Linked DNA regions of Homo sapiens: region 2 is linked to region 1. The links are chromatin loops, found by intact Hi-C in ENCODE. Cell type or tissue: Caco-2. All regions are shown on one strand. Links, peaks and the distances in the headings refer to the core of each region. The heading gives the core; the rest is flanking DNA.

Evidence for each region. Peaks named below come from ENCODE experiments on the same cell type or tissue, not always from the same donor. Only the 100,000 strongest peaks of a DNase experiment are listed, where the experiment ranks them.
Region 2: it touches region 1 in a loop (6-fold over the local background); 2 of 110 quality-filtered maps call a loop at or near these places.

What each region holds. Positions count from the first base shown.
Region 1 is chr11:27,034,847-27,047,342 of GRCh38, forward strand. It overlaps BBOX1 (gamma-butyrobetaine hydroxylase 1), which reads left to right and starts at 5,969. Exons shown (of 9, transcript NM_003986.3): 1 at 5,969-6,182; 2 at 6,370-6,632. It overlaps BBOX1-AS1 (BBOX1 antisense RNA 1), which reads right to left. Exons shown (of 4, transcript NR_125768.1): 4 at 12,340-12,466. In Caco-2, for the core only: no CTCF peak of the experiment used is centred there; no DNase peak of the experiment used is centred there.
Region 2 is chr11:27,152,047-27,164,542 of GRCh38, forward strand. The region is part of intron 2 of BBOX1-AS1 (BBOX1 antisense RNA 1); the gene reads right to left. Among named protein-coding and RNA genes, the nearest start is that of BBOX1-AS1, 60 kb to the right of the region's middle. In Caco-2, for the core only: a CTCF peak has its summit at 6,912 (motif pointing left); a DNase peak (open chromatin) is centred at 6,895.

The DNA.
Region 1 (12,496 bases), core at 4,021-8,020:
AAGTTAGAAAGGTCTCAAGTTAAGAATCTAACATCACAACTAAAGAACCAAGAGCAAACTAACCTCAAAGCTAGCAGAAGACAGGAAATAACCAAAATCAGAGCTGAACTGAAGGAGACTGAGACACAAAAAAACATTAGAAACAACAACAACAAAAAAAACAGTGAATCAAGGAATTGGTTTCTTGAAAAAATTAATAAAATAGACCACTGGCTAGACTAACAAGAAAAGAGAAAAGATCCAAACAAACACAAATAGAAACAACAAAGGAGATATTACCACTGGGGGACTTCACAGAAACACAAATAACTATCAGAGAACATTATAAATACTCCTATGCACAAAAATTAGAAAAGCTAGAAAAATGGATATATTATTGGACACATACTCCATCCCAAGAAATTGGGAGGAAGGAAGAAATTGAGTCCCTGAACAGACCAATAACAATCTCTGAAATTGAATCATTATTAAATAGCCTACCAATCAAAAATAAAAAGCCAGAAGGATCCACAGCCAAATTCTACCAAATGTACAAAGAAGAGCTGGTACCATTCCTACTGAAGCGATTCAACAAAAAGTTTAAAAAATGAGGAGAAAGGACTCCTCCCTTACTCATTCTATGAAGCCAGTATCATACCTAAACCTGGCAGAGACATGACAAAAAAAAAAACCTTCAGGCCAATATCCTTGATGAACATCAGTGTAAAAATCCTCGCAAAATACTGGCAAACCAAATACAGCAACACATCAAAAAGCTTATTCACCACAATCAAGTAGGCTTTATCCCTGTAATTCAAGGTTGGTTCAACTTACACAAAACAATAAGTGTGATAAACTTAACAAAAGACAAAAACCACATGATTATCTCAATAGATGCAGAAAAGGCTTTTGATAAAATTCAACACACCATCATGTTTATAAACTCTCAATAATCTAAGTATGGAAGGAACATACCTCAAAATAATAAGAGCCATCTATGAAAACCACAGCCAACATCATATTGAATAGGCAAATTTGGAAACATTTCCCTTGAAATCTGGCATAAGACGTGTGTGCCCTCTCTCACCACTCCTATTCATAGTACTGGAAATCCTGGCCAGGGCAATCAGGCAACAGAAAGAAATAAAGGTATCTATACAGAAAGAGAAGAAGTCAAACTATCCTTTTTGCAGACAACATAATCTTATATCTAGAAAACTTCATAGTCTCAGCCCAAAAGCTCTTTAAGCTGATAAATAACTTCAGCAAAATCTCAGGATAAAAATAATCAGTATACCAAAATCACTAGCACTCCTATACATCAACAACAGTCAAGCTGAGAGCCAAATCAGAAACTCGATTCTATTCACAATTGCCACAAAAAGAAAAAAATACCTATGAATACAGCTAAAAGATATCTGCAAGGAGAACTACAAAACACTGCTCAAAGAAATCAGAGATGAAACAAATGAAAAAACATTCCATGCTCATGAAGAAAAACAATAAATGTCATTAAGATAGCCATAATGTCCAAAGCAATTAATAGATTCAGTGCTGTGCCTATCAAACTATTAATGGCATTCTTCACAGAACTATAGAAAATACTTTAAAATTCATATGAACCAAAAAACAGCCCTAACAGCCACGAATATCCTAAGCAAGAAGAATTGAGGAGAAGGAACTCCCTCTTCTCCAAAGCTGGAGGCATCATGCTACACAACTTTAAACTATACTATAGGGCAGCAGTAACCAAAACAGCATGGTACCAGTACAAAAACAGACAAATAGACCAGTGGAACAGAATAAAAGCCCAGAAATAAAGTGGTACACCTACAACTAGCTGATCTTCAACAAAGCTGACAAAAATAAGCAATAGGAAAAGGATTCCCTATTCAATAAATGGTGCTGGGATAACTAGCTAGCCATAAGCAGAAGATTGGAAACAATAGGAAAAGGTCTCCCTATTCAATAAATAGTGCTGGGATAACTAGCTAGTCATAAGCACAAGATTGAAAATGGATGCCTTCTTTACACCTTATACAAAAATTAACTCAAGATTAAAGACAAAAATTTAAAACTCAAGACTATAAAAACCCTGGAAGACAACCTAGGCAATACCATTCTGAACATAGGAATGGGCAAAGATTTCATGCTGAAGATGCCAAAAGCAATTACAACGAAAGCAAAAATTACAAATGGGATCTAATTAAACTAAAAAGCTTCTGGACAGCAATAGAAACTATTAACAGAGTAAACAGACAACCTATACAAATGAGAGAAAATATTTGCAAACTATGCATCTGACAAAGGTCTAATACCCAGCTTCCATAAGAAAACTTAAGCAAATTTATAAGAAAAAGCAAACTACATTAAAAAGTAGGCAAATGACATGAACACTTTTCATAAGAAGACATACATGCAGCCAAAAAGCATATGAAAAAAAGCTCAACATCACTGATCATTAGAGAAATGCAAATCAAAACCACAATGAGATATCATTTCACATCCAGTCAGAATGGCTATTGTTAAAAAGTTAAAAAAAAAAAAAAAACAGATGCTGGTGAGGTTACGGAGAAAAAGGAATGCTTATGTACTGTTGGTGGGAGTGTAAATTAGTTCAACCATAGTGCAAAACAGTTTGGTGATTCCTTAAAGACCTCAAAACAGAAATGCCATTCAACTCAGCAATCTCATTACTGAGTATATACCCAAAGGAATAATTCTATCATAAAGACAAATGCAAGCATATGTTCATTGCAGCACTATTCACATAGAAAAGACATGGAATCAACCGAAATGCCCATCAATGGTAGACTGGATAAAGAAAATGTGATACATATACACCATGGGATACTATGCAGCCATAAAAAAGGATGAGATCATATTCTTTGCAGGGACATGGCTGGAGCTGGAGGCCATTACCCTTAGCAAACTGATACAGGATAGAAAACCGAATATTGCATGTTCTCACTTATAAATGAGGGTTAAAAGATGAGAACACATGGATACACAGAAGAGAACAACAGGCACTGCATCCTATTGCAAGGTAGAGAATGGGAGGAGAGAGGGGATCAGGAAAAATAACTAATGGGTATTAGATCTAATACCTGAGTAACAAAATAATCTGTACAACAAACCCCCATGACATGAGTTTACCTATATAACAAAGCTGCATCTGTAACCTTGAACTTAAAGTAAAAAAAATTAAGGTATAGTTGGCAGGTAAAAATTATATACATTTATGGTGTACAACTTGATGTTTTAATGTATGTATATACTGTGAAATCATGAAATCAAGCTAATTAACATATCCATCACCTCATATACTTATCATTCTATGTTGTGAGGACATTTACTATCTAGCCTCTTAGCCATTTTCAAGTATATGAGATATTATTACTAACTGTAGCACAGTAGGTCTCCTGAACTTATTAATCCTATATGACTAAATTTTTGTACCTTTTGGCCATCATCTAGCCACTCCCCTGTCCTCACTCTCATGCCCTGACAACCACCATACTACTCTATGCTTCTATGAGTTTGACTTTTTTAGTTGCCACTTCTAAGTGAAATCATGCAGTGCTCATATTTCTGTGCCTGCCTTAATTCACTTAGTACGTGTCTTGCAAGCTCATCCATGTTGTCACAAATGATAAGATTTCCTTCTTTTTCAGGGCTGAATAGAATTCCATTACATACACACAAACACACACACACACACACACAGAGACACACACATAATATATTTTCTTTATCCATTCATCGATCGATGAGCCCAGGTTGATTCCCCTTATTGATTATTGTGAACAATGCTGTAATGACATTGGTCTAGGCAGTGGTTTTTTGTATATGACCCCAAACACAGGCAACAAAAGTACAAATAAATGAGGTGGCATCAAAACAAAAAGCTTTTGCACAACCAAAGCAACAGTCAACAGGGTAAAAAGATAATCTATGGAATGGGAAAAAATATTTGTAAACTATCCATCTGACAAGGAGTATCCAAAATATATAAGAAACACTCAACAGCAAACAACTCAATAGAAAAAAAATCTGATTAAAAAATAGACAAAGTATCTGAATAGACATTTCTCAAAAGAAGACATACAAATGTCCAACAGATATATAAAAAAAAATGGTCAAATCACTAATCATCATGGAAATGTAAATTAAAACGCAAACTACAATGAGAAACTACCTTACACTGTTGGAATGGCTTTCATCAAAAAGACAACAGATGAGTATTGAAGAGAATGTAGAGAAAAAGGAATCTTTGTATACTAATATGGTTTGGCTCTGTGTCCCCACCCAAATCTCATCTCAAATTGTAATCCCCATAATCCCCACATGTCAAGGGAAGGATCTGGTGGTGGGTGATTGGATCATGGGAGTGGTTTCCCCCATACTGTTCTTGTCATAGTGAGTGAGTTCTCACGAGATGTGATGCTTTTATAAGGGGCTCTTCCTTCATTCATTTGCTCTCTCTTGCCTGCCACCATGTAAGATGTGCCTTTGCTTCTCTCTTGCCTTCTTCCATGATTGTAAGTTTCCTGAGGCCTCCCCAGACATGCAGAACGATGAGTCAGTAAACTTGATAAATTACCCAGTCAGGTATGTCTTTATAGCAGTGTGAGAATAGAATAATACATACACTGTTGCTGGAAATGTAAATTGGTACAACCGTTATGGAAAACAGTATGGTGGTTCCTCAGAAAATTGAAAATAGAGCTCTCATATAATCCTGCAATCCTACCTCTGGATATATATCCAGAGGATATAGAATAAGTATGTCAAAGAGATAGCTGCACTCCCATGTTCATTTAAGAAGCTTCTTACAGTGGAGAGCAGAGTTTTGATTATTTACCTGTTTCTGAGAATCAATTCTTTATGTGCAAGTCTTTAAACTTTATTAACAGATTTACTTGTCGGTTTATTTATTGTTTGTTCTATTTAATCATTCCATTAGAAACTATTTATATCTGGCACATTCTTGTCAGCAACTTTCTTAAAGCTGAAACAGAATTTACCTAATTTATTCCAGTAATTGTTACTAAAGTACAAAGTGTAAAGGAAAAATTCATTGTGTATATTTCTGTGATGTCATGAATTATTAAAATATAATTATCTGATTGCTTTTGGCATACTTATAACTTCAGTTACCGTGGGTTTAAGATGCTGGTCACATTTATGACGGCACCCACATATACACACCCTCCTCTCATACATGGAAAACAAAACCTGCTGTTGTTTTCACTGGCCAGTGGGTGTCAGTAATTTGACCTGGAGACTTGGGGGAAGAAAGGAGGAAAGTGGAAAAGAGGTTCCTTTCTTCAGATGCAGGGAAACAGTTTAAATTTTATTGTTAAAGGATCTGAAAAAACATCGTTTAGGGAGGGGATGCTGACATTCTGGAAGGGGAGATTTCCCATAAAGGAGGCCACCAGACAGTTGGGCTGCATTTTCTCTCTGTGTGGCTACCTCTTGTTCTTTTTTGACTGAGTCTCACTCACAGCCCTGCGAATCCTTCGGGCAAGAAGCAACAAGTTGCAGGCTGCTTCTACATCTGCCTAGGAAGAGGGTGTTAGGTGGGAGGAGGGCAGATGACTCAAGCGTCTCTCTCCTGGACCTTAGTTTCCACCTGTAGACTTTCTTTTAATGTAATCTAGACTCTGTTAGGACCTAGGACCTGAGACCAGTCCAACAGGGTCTCCCCCACACTGGGCACTCTCCAAGAGTATGCCTGGCAGTCAGGCTCTGAATGCTGGCATGCTGCCTATTCTGGCCTTTCCCTTTTGTTGCCCTAAGGGCTGTGTGTTGTGAATCAAATCACTGGGCAACCAAGTACCTTCAAAAACAGCCCCAAGCTCTCTGGAAACTACTTCCTATTCCAGCCAAAATTGCAGAGAAAGGAGGGCATCAAGCTTAGGGGACCAATCCCTGTCTTTCTACCAGTCCCTGATAACTACTCAAGCTCCCTTTAAAGAGGCTCATATTGGAATACTCTGTTGACAAGTAGATACCACTTCACCTCTGCTAGGGTGAGCGCTGGTAGCTCCTCCCTGTTAAATGCCCATCTCAATGCCTCTGCCCTAAGTGAGTTGTGCAATAAATGAGCTGTCACTCTGAACAGGTGGGAAAGAAGTGAACTGCTTGTTCACTTGCTGCTGTTGCCACTGCTGGTACAGAAATAGAAGGTAAGACAGGTGAGAACTGCTTTTCCTTCTATCAAGAAAGATTCCAAACTGAGGCAATGCTTTGCATTGAGTCCTGGGGTTTTGTGGTTTTGGGAACCAACAGTACTCAAAGTATTTTCTCTTGCTAACTGCTTCCCCTCTAGGCCATAAAGCCTCTTTTCTTTCTTTTTTTTTTTTTTTTTTAAAAAAAACACAGCACAAAAAAACAAAGACAAAAAACCTCCAAGCTCCCTTCAGTAGTTGCTACACCTTCAGATTGAGACATCCTTCCTCATTTACAAACCTCAGCTGTGTCTGGGGGCAGGGCCACAGTGAAACTGCCAGGAGCAAAAAGGCTTCCAAGAAAAAGTACCACATCAGATTGGAAACTGGGGACAGATCATTCCTGGGATGTGACGGGCACCAGAATGCTCCCTCTCCAAAGGATCTAAGGACCAAAGCTGACAGTTTCTTTACTTGGTAAGTTTTGGGTGGTTTGCTGTGTAAAGCATATCTGAGAACAGGTATGATTGAGCTCATCTTCCTTTTCTCCTTATTGCAAGGGTTTGTGAATTCAAGTCTGTGGACTGAGGTGGTGGGGAGCATCCAATTAGAACTCCATTCACATGTAGCTCACAGTCATGTGGGCTGTGCTGGGGATGGTCCATCAAGCATTTAGAATAGGCTTGGTTTTGGAATGCAGTGGATCTGATTGCTTCTTGGCAGCTTCTCTTTCCCAATTATGTTTGGCTTAGTCTGATAGTCAAATTACTTTATAATCCCTAAGCTGATCCAGAAAGTAAACAGAAGAGACAGAGAGAACGCTGTCTAAAAAGAGACTGGGGATGGGGCAAGGAGGATTCTGGTTGGATTTTCAAAATGTTCCCTGAATAATCCACAACCCATCCCAAAGAATGGTGACTGCATATGATACCCTAGCTCTTTGTTAAGCTCAAAAAGCTGACTATAACATGCCTCTTTAAAATGCTGGCCAATTAAAGCCACTATGCACATCTTCAATTGTTTTGTTCCCTTAACGAAGCTCAAGAAGGTATATTACAGGTATGGATTTGATTAAAAACGTAAGGTTTCTCATAATGAATATATGTTCTGGTTTAAATAATTTAGAAATTTTCCTAAAATCTAAACCCAGTACTTTGCATTACATCAGAAAACAAAGCCTTGATAATTTGATTTCCAATCTGAAAATGGTGATTCCACTAAAGTGAAGCTAAAGTTTTCCTTTGTATAATTTACAAATGAAGTGTTTGCATGAAATTTAATGCCTTAAGCAAGACAGGCAGAATTGTGAACCTATTTTAGAGAATGCACTGGTTTTTCTAATGGCATTATTTTTGTTGTTATTGTTGCTGAGATGGGGTCTTGCTCTGTCATCCAGGCTGGAATGCAGTGATGCAATCACAGCCCACTGTAATCTCAAACTCTTGGGTTCAAGCGATTCTCCTGTCTTAACCTCCCAAGTAACTCAGAGTATGTGTATGCACCACCATGCCTGCCTAATTTTCTTTTGTAGATATGGGGGTCTCACTATATTGTCCAGGCTGGTCTCAAATTCCTGGCCTCAAACAATCCTTCTGCTCCGGCCTCCCAAAGTGCTGGGATTACAGGCCACTGTACCTGGCTTCTAATTGCTTTATAGAATTCATTATTCACATGAGAATATATTCACAAATTGTTAAGTATCTCAGCCACTTATTAAACCAAGTTTAAAAATAATAATAATAACCATTTTATAATTTTAAAAAGATTTCAAGTTGAAGAACCTTAGGTAGCAGGTGTCTTGAGTAGAGTATGTATGTACTCAAATGATGTCAAACTGCAGGCACTACAAATATTGTCTGGTCAACCTCCACCTTACCAAGTAAAAATTAATTGATTTTGTTATTTAAAGGTTAAAATATAAAATAATAACAATGTAGTTAAGCCTTCATGGTGTAATGTCTAGAAAACTTCTTGCCCTTTCTCTCCAAAGCTGAAATGCCAGATGGTGAGGTTAATTAACACACAACAATCTTGAGATTTAGCTACTAATTTTTTATTTTTATTTATTTATTTTTTTTTTGAGACGGAGTCTCACTCTGTCGCCCAGGCTGGAGTGCAGTGGCGCGATCTCGGCTCACTGCAAGCTCCGCCTCCCGGGTTCACGCCATTCTCCTGCCTCAGCCTCCTGAGTAGCTGGGACTACAGGCGCCCGCCACCACGCCCGGCTAACTTTTTGTATTTTTAGTAGAGACGGGGTTTCACCGTGTTAGCCAAGGTGGTCTCGATTTCCTGACCTCGTGATCCACCCACCTCAGCCTCCCAAAGTGCTGGGATTACAGGCATGAGCCACCACACCCTGTCCTAATTTTTTTTAAGTTATACTTTTAAGTGCTGGGGTACATGTGCAGAATGTGCACGTTTGGGGTACATGTGCAGAATGTGCAGGTTTGGGGTACACGTGCAGAATGTGCAGGTATACACATGCCATGGTGGTTTGCTGCACCTATCAACGCGTCATCTACATTGAATACCCTTTATTTCTTTCTCTTGACTAATTGCCCTAGCATTTCTCCTAATGGTATCCCTCCCCTAGCCCCCTACCCCGCCACAGGCCCTGGTATGTGATGTTCCCCTCCCTGTGTCCATGTGTTCTCATTGTTCAAGTCCCACTTATGAGTGAGAACATGCAGTATTTGGTCTTCTGTTCTTGTGATAGTTTGCTGAGAATGATGGCTTCCAGCTTCCTCCATGTCCCTGCGGAGGACATGAACTCATCCTTTTTTATGGCTGCATAGTATTCCATGGTGTATATATGCCACATTTTCTTTATCCAGTCTATCATTGATGAGCATTTGAGTTGGTTCCAAGTCTTTGCCATTGTGAACAGTGCTGTAATAAACATACATGTGCACGTGTCTTTATAGTAGAATGATTTATAATCCTTTGGGTGTATACGCAGTAATGGGATTGCTGGGTCAAATGGTATTCCTGGTTCTAGATCCTTGAGGAATTGCCACACTGTCTTCCACAATGTTTGAACTACTTTATATTCCCACCAACAGTGTAAAAGTGTTCCTATTTCTCCACATCCTCTCTAGCATCTGTTGTTTCCTGACTTTTTAATGATCACCATTCTAACTGACATGAGATGGTATCTCATTGTGGTTTTGATTTGCATTTGTCTAATGACTAGTGACGATGAGCTTTTCTTCATATGTTTGTTGGCTGCATAAATGTCTTCTTTTGAGAAGTGTCTGTTCATATCTTTTGCCCATTTTTGATGGGTTTTTTTTTCTTGTAAATTTGTTGAAGTTCTTTGTAGATTCTGGATATTAGACCTTTGTCAGATGGATAGATTGCAAAAATTTTCTCCCATTCGGTAGGTTGTCTATTCACTCTGATGATAGTTCTGCTGTGCAGAAGCTCTTTAGTTTAATTAGATCCAGTTTGTCAATTTGGGCTTTTGTTGCCCTTGCTTTTGGTGTTTTAGTCATGAAGTCTTTGCCCATGCTTATGTCCTGAATGATATTGCCTAGGTTTTCTTCTAGGGTTTTTATGGTTTTAGGTCTTGCGTTTAAGTCTTTAATCCATCTTTAGTTAATTTTTGGATAAGGTGTAAGGAATGGATCCAGTTTCAGCTTTCTACATATGGCTAGCCAGTTTTCCCAACACCATTTATTAAATAGGAAATCCTTTCCCCATTGCTTGTTTTTGTCAGGTTTGTCAAAGATCAGATGGTTATAGATGTATGGCATTATTTCTGAGGCCTCTGTTTTGTTCCATTGGTCTATCTGTTTTTGCACCAGTACCATGCTGTTTTGGTTACTGTGGCCTTGTAGTATAGTCTGAAGTCAGGTAGCATGATGCCTCCAGCTTTGTCTTTTTGCTTAGGATTGTCTTGGCTATGTGGGCTCTTTTTTGGTTCCACATGAACTTTAAAGTAGTTTTTTCCAATTCTGTGAAGAAAGTCAATTATAGCTTGATGGGGATAGCATTGAATCTATAAATTACCTTGGGCAGTATGGCCATTTTCACGATATTGATTCTTCCTATCTATAAGCATGGAATGTTTTTCCATTGTTTGTGTCCTCTCTTATTTCCTTGAGCAATGGTTTGTAGTTCTCCTTGAAAAGGTCCTTCACATCCCTTCTAACTTGGATTCCTAGATATTTTATTCTCTTTGAAGCAATTGTGAATGGGAGTTCACTCATGATTTGGCTCTCTGTTTGTCTGTTATTGGTGTATAGGAATGCTTGTGATTTTTGCACATTGATTTTGTATCCCGAGACTTTGCTGAAGTTGCTTATCAGCTTAAGGAGATTTTGGGCTGAGAAGATGGGGTTTTCTAAATGTACAATTCATGTCATCTGCAAACAAAGACAATTTGACTTCTTCTTTTCCTAATTGAATACGCTTTATTTCTTTCTCTTGACTGATCACCCTGGCCAGAACTTCCAATACTATGTTGAATAGTAGTTGTGTCAGAGGGCATCCTTGTCTTGTGCCAGTTTTCAAAGAGAATGTTTCCAGTTTTTGCCCATTCAGTATGATATTGGCTGTGGGTTTGTCATAAGTAACTCTTATTATTTTGATATATATTCCTTCAATACCTAGTTTATTGAGAGTTTTTAGCATGAAGGGCTGTTGAATTTTATCGAAGCATCATACTTCTCCTGAGAAAGAGATGAAAATTAACAGATACTGACGTTTGCTAACATAGGTCTATGCTGGTCTTGTTTTCCATTTACTAAAAACACTCAAGAAATAACAGCCTTTTATTCTGAGGGATAAGTAATTTAGTAGATAAATCAGCCTTCTCAGGTACATATTAATCTACTACAATTTTAATTTTATGTATAATAACTATAAAGTTTCTGCATCTGCTTCCTGTGAATTCCCTCCAAAGCCTATGATTGAAATTAGTTGTAAGTAATGTTTGAAGAACTTTTGCAATTTCTTTTATGAGAACTTGAAGAGTATCACTTAATACATATAAACTTAGCTGGCAAATCCAGGTTTGGGGCAACCTTTCTCACTAATGAGCAGTGTGAGCCTGGACAAATCACACCCAACATTTCTGAGCTTCCATTTTCCCTGCATGTCTGATGAGGGCCCTGTGACCCAACAATAGCACAGGCTGTTTCTTTCTGGCTCTAAAAGCTCTAGCTCTAAGTTACTTTTATTTCCAAGATCAATGCATAAAATAAATTTCAGAGCTACTTTCTTGATTTTCCAAACAGTGCTGAAGAATCAGGAGACAAACTTGAATTTGTAATATTAAGAAAAAGAAAAAAAAGGAGAAAACCCACACCCATCACTGAAGTAATTTCAAAAACAAGCAATTTACTTGTGCCCAACAGAAGTCCCAGACAAACTTCTATTACTCTGAAGAGAAAAAATATGGTAGGTGAATAAATTAGGAGGGAAACACACCACAGACACACACACACACACACACACTACACACATGTATTAATATGAAGTAAAAGAAACCTATCCCATCAGATAAGAATATGCCAAAAATCCAAAGGCTGTTTTTCAGAACAGGTGAAACTACTGTTTCCCACCAAAACCAATCTGATATTTCATAAACTAAATTACAATTGTAAGAAGAAAAATAAGTGTAAAATAAGAATTTTTGTTTTATAGGTGTTCTTTAATTTGTCAAAGACATCCCACTGATAAAAATTCATCCTATATAGCTAGGAGCTATATATAGGAGCTATATCTAAATTTTTCTTTTCTTCAGAGAAACAGAGTAGCTTATCATCTAACTAAATTGCTATGGTGCTTCAACTGAGCTCAATTCTAACAAGTCAAGTTGGTTAAATTACAAAAACAGATTTCAACAAATCATGTTAACATACAAGCTATAATTTTCAGAAAGCATTTGCTTTTAAACACTGATGATCTGCAATTTTTTTTTTAATTTTCATCACATTTGCCCCAGTAGACCTTTAAATAATCCAGAAAAAGTTAAAGTGGGAACTTATTTTCCCATTTTGCCCTGCTTTTGTTTTGATTACCTTTCACGTTTATCATAAATTTAAGAAAGGGATTGTGAAGAGAAGGAATGACCCACTAAGTTTCTACAGAGATACCTAAGTAATTTAACATCAGCAACACCCAAGTCTTTCCAGTTCTTCCACATTCTCCCATGTGCCTTGGGCACCCTCCAATCAGACACTATCCTGACATCGCCTCTCTTGGAACACCTTCCTCAGGACATCCATTTGGCAAAATGGGTTGGAAAGAATGGTCTCAGGTTCCCCCAGTGATTGGAAATGTGCTTCTGCCTCTCTCATTCAAACCTAGGTAGAAGAAGAAAAAGAAAAAAACAG
Region 2 (12,496 bases), core at 4,524-8,523, 120 kb after region 1:
TGCCCTAGAGATTCTGATGGGAGAAAATTAGAAACTGGGGTCTTTTATAAATGTCTACATCTTTTGAAGAGTAGACAGTACTTAGATTACATTAGATCACCTGGAAGATGAGGAGACAGAACTGATGAGGTCATAGGAAACAATTGTAGGGCATTGGGGGTGAAATAGAAAAATGTATGCACAGTAGGAATCTAAACGCTACACCTCGAACAGTGCAGTAGAAAGGTAGAGAAGCCTCAGAATAAAAGGCGGAATGGTCCACCCAGAGAATCTAGATCCTAGACACTAGAGTTCCCACTTCAACAAAGAGTCTCATAGGTGACTACAAAGCCACAAACCTGCAGGAACCAAAAGGATATGAAGGCTGGAACAATGGGCTCTCCATGACAACCACTGTGGTCAGATGATTGATGCGCTAAAGGGTCTCTCTAAATGTGTGAACTTAGGAGCATGGGAAGCTCCAAGAATAATGAAAGTGTTGTCTGTCTCATGAGCTCCTAAGGCATCCTATCGTGGATCTTATTATGCTCAATGTAGCTACCATTTTTTGTTGCCATTTTTGGCTACCATTGTCAGCCCAGGTGATAGTAAACTTTTTCTGTAAAGGGCCAGACAGTAAATATTTAACCCCAAATTGTGACCAATACAGTCTGGCACAGCCACTCAACTCTACCATTATACGACAAAACAGCCAAAGACAATATGTAAATGAATGGGCACATCAGAGTTCCAATAAAACTTTATTTGCAAAAACAAGCAGTGGGGCAGATTTGGCCCAAGGGCCGTAATTAGCCAACTTCTAGTCCAATGTATTAAATTATAAGCTCACTGAGGTCAGAGATCATATCTTTTACTAAACCAGCAAAAATTTACTGAGAATTTACCATCAAAATCCGTGAAAAGCAGCCATCAGGACTTAGTAGTGATTAAGACAAAATATGTTCTCTAATGTAGCTTAGATTCTACTACAAAAGGGGAGATAGCACATAAATAAAATTAATATCTGAAAGCAACCAATCTTATTCACCAATGAGTCTCTACTGTCCTGCACAATATTCACTACCCACCAAGTACTGAGTATAAATTTGCTCAATGAATTTGCTCATGTCTAGTACTGTAACATTTTTGGCCAACCCTCAGCTCTTTCCTGCCTAAGCAGTTAGGGGCTTAAGCTGCTGAAACTTCCAAGAGGAAGTGGAGTTACAAGCTAGTCCTAAAGCAGCTGGCTCAATCACTCATTATTTTTAATGAAACCACAAGCCAGTGCCTGCCTCCAGCTCCTACCAGGAGCTGAAGAACTTCTTCAGTGTGGGCTCTCCTACAAGGACAAATCTGCTGAAGTAACAGGGAATGAACAGCTCTTGTGGTAAGCTGAGTAATGTCCCTCAAGGATATCCACATCCTTATCCCCTGAATCTGTGAATGTGTTGTCTTACATGGCCGAAAGGACTTTGCAGCTACAATAAAGTTAAGGATTTTCACATGGGGACAGTATCCCGTATAATCCAAACAGGCCCAATATAATCACAAAGGTCCTTATTAGAGTGATACAGGAGAGTCAAAGAGAAGCAAAGGTAAGAGGGGATGGGGTCAGGGGGGAGATTTGAAGATGCTGTATGGCTGGACTTGAAGGTGGAGAAGGAAGTCATGAGCCAAGGAATGTAAGTGGTCTCTAGAAGCTAAAAAAGGCAAGAAATATATTCTCCCCTAGAATCTCCAGAAGGAATGCACCCGGCTGATATCTTGATTTTAGCCCTTGTAAGACGCATTTCAGATATTTGACCTCCAGAACTACAGGATAATAAATCTGCGATAAGTGGTTACTGCAGCTAATAGAAAACTAACACAGTCCCTTGCCCCAAAACTGTCACAATTGAAGAGGCCTGCAAGCCTTTTGAGTCTTACGGTAGATGCCTTGACCTACCTGCACAAGCTTTGTGTTTGCAGCTCTCTTCCCAGAGGCAGCCTTGCAGAGATCCCCAGGCACCACCTGGGAGGCTGAGTGAAGCTGGGGCAGCCAGGATTGTTGCCCACTCTGTTCCTTTTTCCCCCTTCATGGGCCTTCTCCAGCTGCCCCATCAAATCCAGGCAAGGCTCTACAAGACTACCCTCCCCCACTTTCCACCTATGCCTCAACCTTAATTCACCCCAGGCCAGCAGAGCTGCATGTGTCTTTGTGAGAAATCACTGTTCTCAGGTACTTCTCCGTTGAGCAACTGGATATACCCAGACAGCCTAGGGAGTAAGTTCCCAGGGAGGTAAATGCCCACCTAGGACACATCAAACACACCTGTGTCAATTCCAAACTTTGAGTACAAAAAAAAAAAAAAAGGATTACTCAAGAAGGTGCTGATAAAACTTTAAATGTGTAGGTCTCCCAATCAGCATGTGCTGCCAAGAACACTTTCCTGTGGCTCCACCTCTCTCTACTCCCATCACTGAAATTGCACCTTTTTCATCAATGTAGGCCTTATTTCACAGATCTATAGGAAGAAGATTGGACTAGATAATTATTCTAAGGAATCATCTACTGCACCATGACCTGTGACCTAAATAGGCCTAAAAAACAGTTTTTCTTAATGGGTTTAAGCTGCTTTCCATTTTTTACCTCAGAGCACTGAGGGTCCTCTGCCCTAGAGTTCTTTCCATAGAGTTCTGCAAGGCCTGGTTTAGCCAGTTAGGCCAAAATTGTTTTCATGTGATGGGCTAAAACATAGAATTCCTAATATTGCTCAGTACACATTCTCTTTAACTGATTTGATTTTTATAAACCTAAACCTGTACCCACTTTTGTATCATTTTAGCTAGATTTATTCTTTGACTCTTTTATTCTTTTTGTGTTAACTTTTCTACTGTATTTTTTTTTTTTTTTTTTTTTTTTTTAGACACGGTCTTGCTCTGGCACTCAGGCTGGAGTGCAGTGGCATGAATTCTCAACCTCCTGGGATCAAGTGATCCTCCCACCTCAGCCTTCCAAGTAGCTGGAACTACACGTGCATGCCTCCACACAGAGCTAATTTTTTAAATTTTTTGCAGAGATGGGGTTTTGCCTCATTGCCCAGGCTGGTCTCGAACTCCTGGGCTCAAGCAATCTTCCCACCTCAGCCTCCCAAAGTGCTGGGATTACAGGTGTGAGCCACCACGCCTGGCCTTTTACTCTATTTTCATTGTTCTTAGTTTATTTTGCCTCCTTATGATTATTTATACTGCTTTCTTACCTCCATTCTTCTTAGGGCTTTATCAAGATTCCATTTTACTTGTTTTATCCTGTTTTTATACTAATTTTAGTTGCTTTAGCATTTTTAAATTTTTCTAACTAATTAATTTTTATTATATCTTTTCTGATTATTTAAATTACATAACTGGAAAGCATAAAGAGATAATCTGCAGGAATAGCCCATAACCCAAGCAAGAGAAGTAGAATGTTTTCTTCTTCAGAAAACCACCAATTTGTTCTCTTGGTAATTTCTAGACATTAGTAAGTATTATTAGTAGTCTGTGGATCGGGGACCTATAGCAAGTACAATTCGGAGTCTCTCTGAGCACCAGGGGCTTAAATCTCCCTGTGGTAAGCTAAGATGTTAGTAGGGGTTAGAATAAAGGGGAGTATAAGATAAAAGCTTAAGTACTTCCCCCATGTGTGGCCCAGGGAGCTCAAAGTCAGTAAAGAGCTCTTCTAAGCCTAATAAGGAAGGCTTCTTGGGAGAAGTGGGTCTTATTAAGACCTACTTCTTAATATTTCTTAATATTGTTAAATATATTTGCTGACCAACAAATTGTGCTTTTATTACAAGGTAATAAAAACTTCACTATATTGACCTAGAAAACAGATCAATTTAAAAAGTAAAATAGTTGTTTAACTATTTTTATTTTATTTTATTTACTTACTAATATTTAGAGATTGAGTCTCTCACTCCATCGCCCAAGCTCTTCTTGTTGAATTGATCCCTTTACCATTATGTAATGGCCTTGTCTCTTTTGATCTTTGTTGTTTTAAAGTCTGTTTTATCAGAGACTAGGATTGCAACCCCTACCTTTTTTTGTTTTCCATTTGCTGGTAGATCTTCCTCCATCCCTTTATTTTGAGCCTATTTGTGTCTCTGCACATGAGATGGGTCTCCTGAATACAGCATGCTGATGGATCTTGACTCTTTATCCAATTTGTCAGTCTGTGTCTTTTAATTGGAGCATTTAGCCCATTTACATTTAAGGTTAGTATTGTTATGTGTGAATTTGATCCTGTCATTATGATGTTAGCTGGTTATTTTGCTTGTTAGTTGATGCAGTTTCTTCCTAACATCGATGGTCTTTACAATTGTGCATGTTTTTGCAGTGGCTGGTACCGGTTGTTCCTTTCCATGTTTAGCGCTTCCTTCAGGAGCTCTTTTAGGGCAGGCCTGGTGGTGACAAAATCTCTCAGCATTTGCTTGTCTGTAAAGTATTTTATTTCTCCTTCACTTATGAAGCTTAGTTTGGCTGGATATGAAATTCTGGGTTGAAAATTCTTTTCTTTAAGAATGTTGAATATTGGGCCCCACTCTCTTCTGGCTTGTAGAGTTTCTGCCAAGAAATCAGCTGTTAGTCTGATGGGCTTCCCTTTGTGGGTAACCTGACCTTTCTCTCTGGCTACCCTTAACATTTTTTCCTTCATTTCAACTTTGGTGAATCTGACAATTATGTGTCTTGGAGTTGCTCTTCTTGAGGAGTATCTTTGTGGCATTCTCTGTATTTCCTGAATTTGAATGTTGGCCTGCCTTGCTAGATTGGGGAAGTTCTCCTGGATAATATCCTGCAGAGTGTTTTCCAACTTGGTTCCATTCTCCCCGTCACTTTCAGGTACACCAATCAGACGTAGATTTGGTCTCTTCACATAGTGCCATATTTCTTGGAGGCTTTGTTCATTTCTTTTTATTCTTTTTTCTCTAAACTTCTCTTCACACTTCATTTCATTCATTTCGTCTTCCATCGCTGATACCCTTTCTTCCAGTTGATCGCATTGGTTACTGAGGCTTGTGCATTCGTCACATAGTTCTTGTGCCATGGTTTTCAGCTCCATCAGGTCCTTTAAGGACTTCTCTGCATTGGTTATTCTAGTTATCCATTCATCTAATTTTTTTTCAAAGTTTTTAACTTCTTTGCCATTGGTTCGAACTTCCTCCTTTAGCTCGGAGTAGTTTGATCTTCTGAAGCCTTCCTCTTTCAACTCATCAAAGTCATTCTCAATCCAGCTTTGTTCCATTGCTGGTGAGGAGATGCGTTCCTTTGGAGGAGGAGAGGCCCTCTGATTTTTAGAGTTTCTGGTTTTTCTGCTCTGTTTTTTCCCCATCTTTGTGGTTTGATCTACCTTTGGTCTTTGATGATGGTGACGTACAGATGGGGTTTTGGTGTGGATGTCCTTTCTGTTTGTTAGTTTTCCTTCTAACAGTCAGGACCCTCAGCTGCAGGTCTGTTGGAGTTTACTGGAGGTCCACTTCAGACCCTGTTTTCCTGGGTATCAGCAGCGGTAGCTGCAGAACAGCGGATATTGGTGAACCGCAAATGCTGCTGCCTGATCATTCCTCTGGAAGTTTTGTCTCAGAGGAGTACCCGGCCGTATGAGGTGTCATTCCACCCCTACTGGGGGGTGCCTCCCAGTTAGGCTACTCGGGGGTCAGGGACCCACTTGAGGAGGCAGTCTGCCCATCTCTCAAGCTGCGTGCTGGGGGAACCACTACTCTCTTCAAAGCTCAGTTGGAAATGCAGAAATCACCCGTCTTCTGCATTGCTCATGCTGGGAGCTGTAGACTGGAGCTGTTCCTATTCGGCCATCTTGGCTCCCAAGCCATGATCACAAGTTCCAACAATAGGCTGTCTGCAAGCTGGAGGAGCAAGAAGAGCCAGTCCGAATCTTAAAACTGAAGAACTTGGAGTCTGATGTTCAAGTATTCCTGGAAGCATCCAGCACGAGAGAAAGATGTAGGTTGGGAAGCTAGGCCCATCTCCATTCTTGCTTTCTTATACACAAAATAAAAGAAAGTAAGCTCTGTGAATTGTTGATTGACTTGTATATCTCAAGTGTGAAGATTTATTTGATGAAAATGTTAAATATTTGTGAGTGTATAGCTTATGAGATGCAGCTATAATACGTTTAAACCAATGGAGTTTTATTGGCAGAGTAAACGTACACTTGCTTCTAATAATACTCACAATAAAAAATAAGGCCTGTCCCAAGTGCCTTAGCTATGGAGTAATCTGTATCAGTCAGAAAAACTTAACTCCACCCCCAGAAAAAGAGGTTAGCTACCTTCAGATTTGTCTCTGTTTATTTACTATGTAGACTCTAAATCCCATACTGGGGAGATTACCTGTGTTGTCAAGGTTTCCTTTCAAGAAACAACAAACTCTTCACAGGTCAGGTAGCACTTAAAGCTCATGAAATGGAGAATAAAGACAAAGTTGGCATTCTGGCATTCAGAAGGGAAAAGTCTTTAAAGAGTAAAAAACATTCCTATAGTTAGTTGTATAAGTGTACGGAACCATGGGGCATTGCATGACCCAATTTTGGGGCAATTCATGAGTAAGAAAGTGGAGAATTGACAAAGCGGTTAGAAAGGAGGCGTGTTCTACAACAAGACAAGATTACAGAGCCTTTTGGATAAATTAGGATTTCAGCTGGTGCCCCCAATTCACGTTTTTTTGTTTGGTTGGGTTTTTTGTTGTTGCTGTTTTTTGTTTTGTTTTGTTTTAGTAGAGATAGGGTTTCACCATGTTAGCCAGGATGGTTTCGATCTCCTGACCTCATGATCTGCCCACCTATGACTTCCCAAAGTGCTGGGATTACAGGCCTGAGCCACTGCTCCCGGCCTTCCAATTCACGTTTGGAAGAGGAAACTTGCAGATCGGAGTGACTCATTCTTCAAGTGTGTTCTTTAGGCAGGGCCTCCATCTAGTGGTTTGCCCTGGAAATTAACCCGCAGCCTTTATTAAATACACACTACTTCTTTTCACAAACTTTATGAAAATAGAAAATTAGAGCTCCCTCATGTAGCATGGCAGAGGAAAATTTCCCTCCTGAACTCATGAATTCTGTCCTTTCATTGCTTGCTAAGAAGTGCAGCATTCTTAACGTCTAGATTTTGTCATGCCCTCTCCATTCATGGAGTTTTCATACCCAGTGTATCTCTTTGCACATAGAAGAAAACTGTGATTTCTAACAACCAAAGAAACAAAACTGTGTGTGTCTATGTGTGTCTGTGTCTCTGTGTGTGTGTAGAGTGTGCTAAGAAAGAGCTCAGCTGTAGAATAGACAATAGCAATTGGTAAAGGTGTGGACATATCATAAGTATTAGTAAGAACAACAGGAGAATGGATGAATGTTAACTGGACAGTGAGATAAAAGCAGATGAACAAACTTGCAAGGGAGGAACAGCATGTCTCACCAGGAAGCAGAATGGGGCCAAAACAAGCTGAATCTCAGCTGGGACATACATAGTCACTGAATCAGTGACGTCAGATTTTCAGAGCTCTCCTGCTCCTATCTGTAACTTTGAACAAGTCCTTCTCCATGTGAGCTTCTGACATTTTATCACTGGATTTGTTTTTTTTTTTTTTTTTGGAAACGAAGTTTCACTCTTATTTCCCAGGCTGGAGTGCAATGGCATGATCTCGCCTCATTGCAACCTTCGCCTCCTCAGTTCAAGTGATTCTCCTGCCTCAGCCTCCTGAATAGCTGGGATTACAGGCACATGCCACCACACCCGGCTAATTTTCTGTACTTTTAGTAGAGACGGGATTTCACCATGTTGGCCAGGCTGGTCTCAAACTCCTGACCTCAGGTGACCACCCCCCTCGGCCTCCCAAAGTGCTGGGATTACAGGCGTGAGCCAGCGCACCTGACCTTATCACTGGATCTTAAAGCTGCTTTAGCCACATACCCCTTGGCAGGTCTGATAAGCAATATGGACCCTCTTCTCTCACTTACATTTAATTTTTTACACAATTTTTATGATTTAAGGACATCCCTGATTCCCAGTTTTACTATTTTGTAGAAAATAGGCCTGTGACAATTCTTAGCACTGGTGCAGTTTTTTCTTTTGTTTAATATTTCCTTATTTTCACTCTTAAACATTTTTCAGTCCCTTCTGTGTGTGCTCTCACATATTTTTCAGTGCCACTGACTCTGTTTTCCCCATCGTTGTTCATTTTTCCTTCTGTTTTCCGTTACTCATTTGTGTCATCTCTCTCCGTTTATGTGTTTTATTAGACATGTCGTCTTTCAGCCACACTAAGAGCAAACAGCCCACTTAAAGAAAATCTTTATGTCCCTCAAGACAGAATCAGAAAACATGACATGGGAAAGTAGATGAGTGATAGTGGGTAAGAAAGAAATTCTAAGAAGTCATGACAGTGAGAAATAAAGGAAGAAATGTACAGAAAGACACCAGATAAAGACCCTTCCAATTTAGGGCAGCACCTTTCAGCTTTTATGAATGTATGCCATATTTTCAAATGCTAGAAATCTTGGGAGCATATGTGAATGTGTGGAGGATTTTTTCCCCCAAAGATGCTCAGAACAATGACTCTCATCCCAGAGACTCTTGTTAAAATGCAACTTTGGCATTCTGCCCATCGAGAGATGGGTCTGTATCCCCTCCCCTTGAATCTGAGCAGTCTGTAACTCACTTGTAACAAATAGATTGCAGTGAAAGTAAATTCTAAAGTGAGGTCAGAAAGGGTGAGGGTCCCATGGAACACCTGCACTGGGGTCTTTGGTTCCCATGTGAGCACTCCAACTGCTCTGAGGCTGCCATGCTGTGAGGAAGCAAGCTAGTTTACATGAGGAGACGACATGGAGAAGCCCTGAGACTATCTGAAGAAGAGATATAAGTGAGAGATCTAGCTGTCCCCAGCTGCTCCATATCTCTACTGTTACAGCTGTAGCCACCAGCTCACTGAAACTTCATTAAAGACTCCAGAACCATCCAGCAGAGCCTTTCCCCAAATCACTAACCCACAGAAACCAAGAGAGATGATAAAACAATTGTTGTATTAAGCCAGTAAGTTCTGGAGTAATTTGTTACACAGCAATAGATAATTGGAATGAAAAGAAAGCATCGAAACAATTCTAAAGAAGTCAGGGATCATTAGAATGTAATCACCACTGCAGAATCATTGTGACTCACACTGCCTATAAAAACATCCTTGATTTCTTCCACAGACTGATTTCTTCCACAGACTCTCCTCAGCAACATTCCCTTCTGGGTATACTCAAGTTCCAGTAAACACTCTCATTCCGTGACTCTGGCTTGATATAACTATTCTATACCCTGCCCTGCAGTGCCTCCCTGACCAGCTCATCTCAATGTGTCATTTCACAGACACCAACATAATACAAAAGTATTTGGATCAAAATCTAGTGGCTCACCTAGTACCCAGATCTTGATGTCTAATACTATTTTTCAATAAAAGGAACCAGGGATCCTTGGAGAAATGGCTGATTCCAGAGCTGGGGCACAGAAAATACAAAGTGAGCCTGGAGCATCTTTCAATGCTAGAAAGTAAGGAGGTATTCAAAAAGCAAAAGGATGATAAAAGTATACACGAGTCAACCTGGAAAAGCACCTGATGGCCAAAGCTAAAATAATTTGAAGAACAAAATAATGTAGTATTAGGTTATTATCCAAAGTATAAATAAATATTTATCCATCTCCCTTTTATAGATAATATTTGGAAAACAATTATAGCTGATAACAATAATTACTTACATATATTACTATGTGGTAGGTCCTATTCTAAACACTTTGGATATATTAATTATTTTAAGGTAAATACTATTGTTATAATCATTTTACAGATGAGAAACACAAGGCTTGTCATGTCAAGGCACAAATCGAAAAGAATAACATTTGTACAGCACTTTGTAGGTCCTGGCAGGCATAAGAAACCATCTGTGGGGGCACTGGCCACCTCAGGCCCTATCTAGCCATCCAACAGTTGACTATACTAGTGAATTGTTTCAAGGCACACCAAGAAGCTCTGGTATAATTTTCTCAATGTACACAGCCTATAATTTAAACCTAGGTCTACCTGACACCACAATGTGACCTCTTGAGCTCTCTGCCCTATAACCAAAATACTAAATTCCAACACTGTGCTAATAATTATATTAAGATTATATGATCATACTGATTCAATGTAGAGTCTCAGAAGCTATACAAACTCTTTCAAGGCCCTGAAGAAAATGTAGCTATTAACCTATTGAATAAAAAGTAAAGTATCTGCCCAAGCAAGACACCCAGGACTAACCTGCTCAATGGAGAGACACAGAAAAACCTCTCAAGCAGAACACAGCTAACCTGAACTCTCTGTTCCCAGAACTTTAGCTGAGTCTCACTTCTAGGGGAAAAAAACACACACACACGGGAACAAGCTGATTTATTTTCCTTGACCTAGAACAAAAATCACAACATCTAGGGGTTTTTTGAGGTCAGAACAAACTCAATGTTCAGCCTCCACCCTCTTCCACCACAGGAACATTATTAGAAAAAAGGATAATGGCATTGTAAAAACAGAGCAGAGAGCAGACAGGGGAGGGGACAAGGGAGGGAGTGGAATATTCTTTGCAAACACCTGCTACGTGCTAAGAACTGCGCCAGACGCCATCTAGCATCACTTCATTGCTTTTCATAGCAACAGTTTGAGAAAAGTGTCATGAACTCCATTTTACATGTGAACCCAAGGTTTAGAGAGGTAAAATAATTTGCCTAAGATCAGCTAATCAATGATGAAGATAGTATTTGTGTCCAACTTGACTGGCTCCAAAGCCCATGTCTTGGATAGTTAAAGGGATAGGCAGACCCCTAAGCTCAAAGAAAGGCTAGGCCCTACAGATGGAGATCCAGAAAGGTCCTCATGATGCTGACAGAATGCAGGTCCCAAACTCCATGTTTGTTAAGTAGGGATAAATCTAAAAATAGAAATGAATGGCATATCCCTCTTAGTACAGGTAGGTATGACAGTGGGAAATGACTCAATAGGGGTATACTAGGGTGTCACAGAAGGCTGGATTACAGAGGCAGGCTTCCTGTCTCACAGAAGCAGAGAATGCCAGCCATAAGCTAACATTTATTGAGTGATGCTATAATCTAAGTGAGTCCCCCAAAATTCATGTGTTGGAAACTGAATCTTCAATGCAATACTGTTGAGAGGTGAGGCTTTTTGGAAGATGTTTAGGTCATGAGAGCTTCTCTCTCATTAATGGATTAATGCCACTATAAAAACGTTGCAGAAGTGGATCCTCTCTCTTCTGTTCTTCTGCCATGTGAGGACACAAGGTTCCTCTTCTCCAGAGGATGCAGCAACAAGGCACCATCTTAGAACCTGAGAATGAACCTACTGGTGCCTTGATCTTGGACTTCCCAACCTCCAGAACTATAAGAGATAAATTTCTGTTCTTTACAAATTATCCAGTGTCAGGTATTCTGTGATGGTAGCCCAAAATGGACTAAGACAGATACTTACAATATGCAAGATACTTTTCTTAATAAGTATTTTCTTATTTAATTCTTGCAGCAGCGCTATGAGGAAGACACAACTATTATCTCCAGTCTACAATGTGAAACTGAGAACTAAATTGCTTACCTAACTAATCTAATGTCCCTTAGAAAGTCAGGATAGAGCCAGGAACTCTGATTCCAGAACCTAAGTTCTTAACCATGAAGAGGAAAGAAACTAAATTCAAATACTAAGGTTCATACTATGTTATTCAGTCTAATTAGAGTATTAAGTTGTATTGCCATTACAATAATGAATTTCACTTTAGTAATGAATTTTATTAGCATTAATTTTTATTACCATAGTTTTGAATTTTATTATAACCCTTGGCTTAATATTTATAATATATTGCATGTATTATTTTAGTACTGGGTTTTATGGTGATGGTTATTATTGTCACAGTTCAGGATTTTATTATTGCTATGTTTAGTGTTTTAATAATTACTTTTGGTCAGGCACAGTGGTTCACGCCTGTAATCCCAGCACTTTGGGAGGCCGAGGCGGGTGGATCACGAGGTCAAGAGATCGAGACCATCCTGCCCAACATGGTGAAACCCTGTCTCTACTAAAAATACAAAAATTAGCAGAGTATGGTGGTGTGTGCCTGTAGTCCCAGCTACTCAGGCGGCTGAGGCAAGAGAATCGCTTGAGCCCGGGAGGCAGAGGTTGCAGTGAGCCGAGATTGCACCACTGTACTCCAGCCTGGTGACAGAGCAAGACCCTGTCTCAAAATAAATAAATAAATAAAATAACAATTACTTTTAAGGCCTACATAGAAGAGGGGGTGGTGGGGAATGACAATCATGGTATGAAACCAATCTCATGTTTGCATGTGTCAAATGAAGAATGGGTAAATGTAGTACTCTGTGGCCAATGCTGCAAATTAGATTACCCAACAAATATTAAAAAGCCCTTCTAATGTGTGTTCCTATACAATCGCTCCCAGAAAAGGCGGGAAACTACT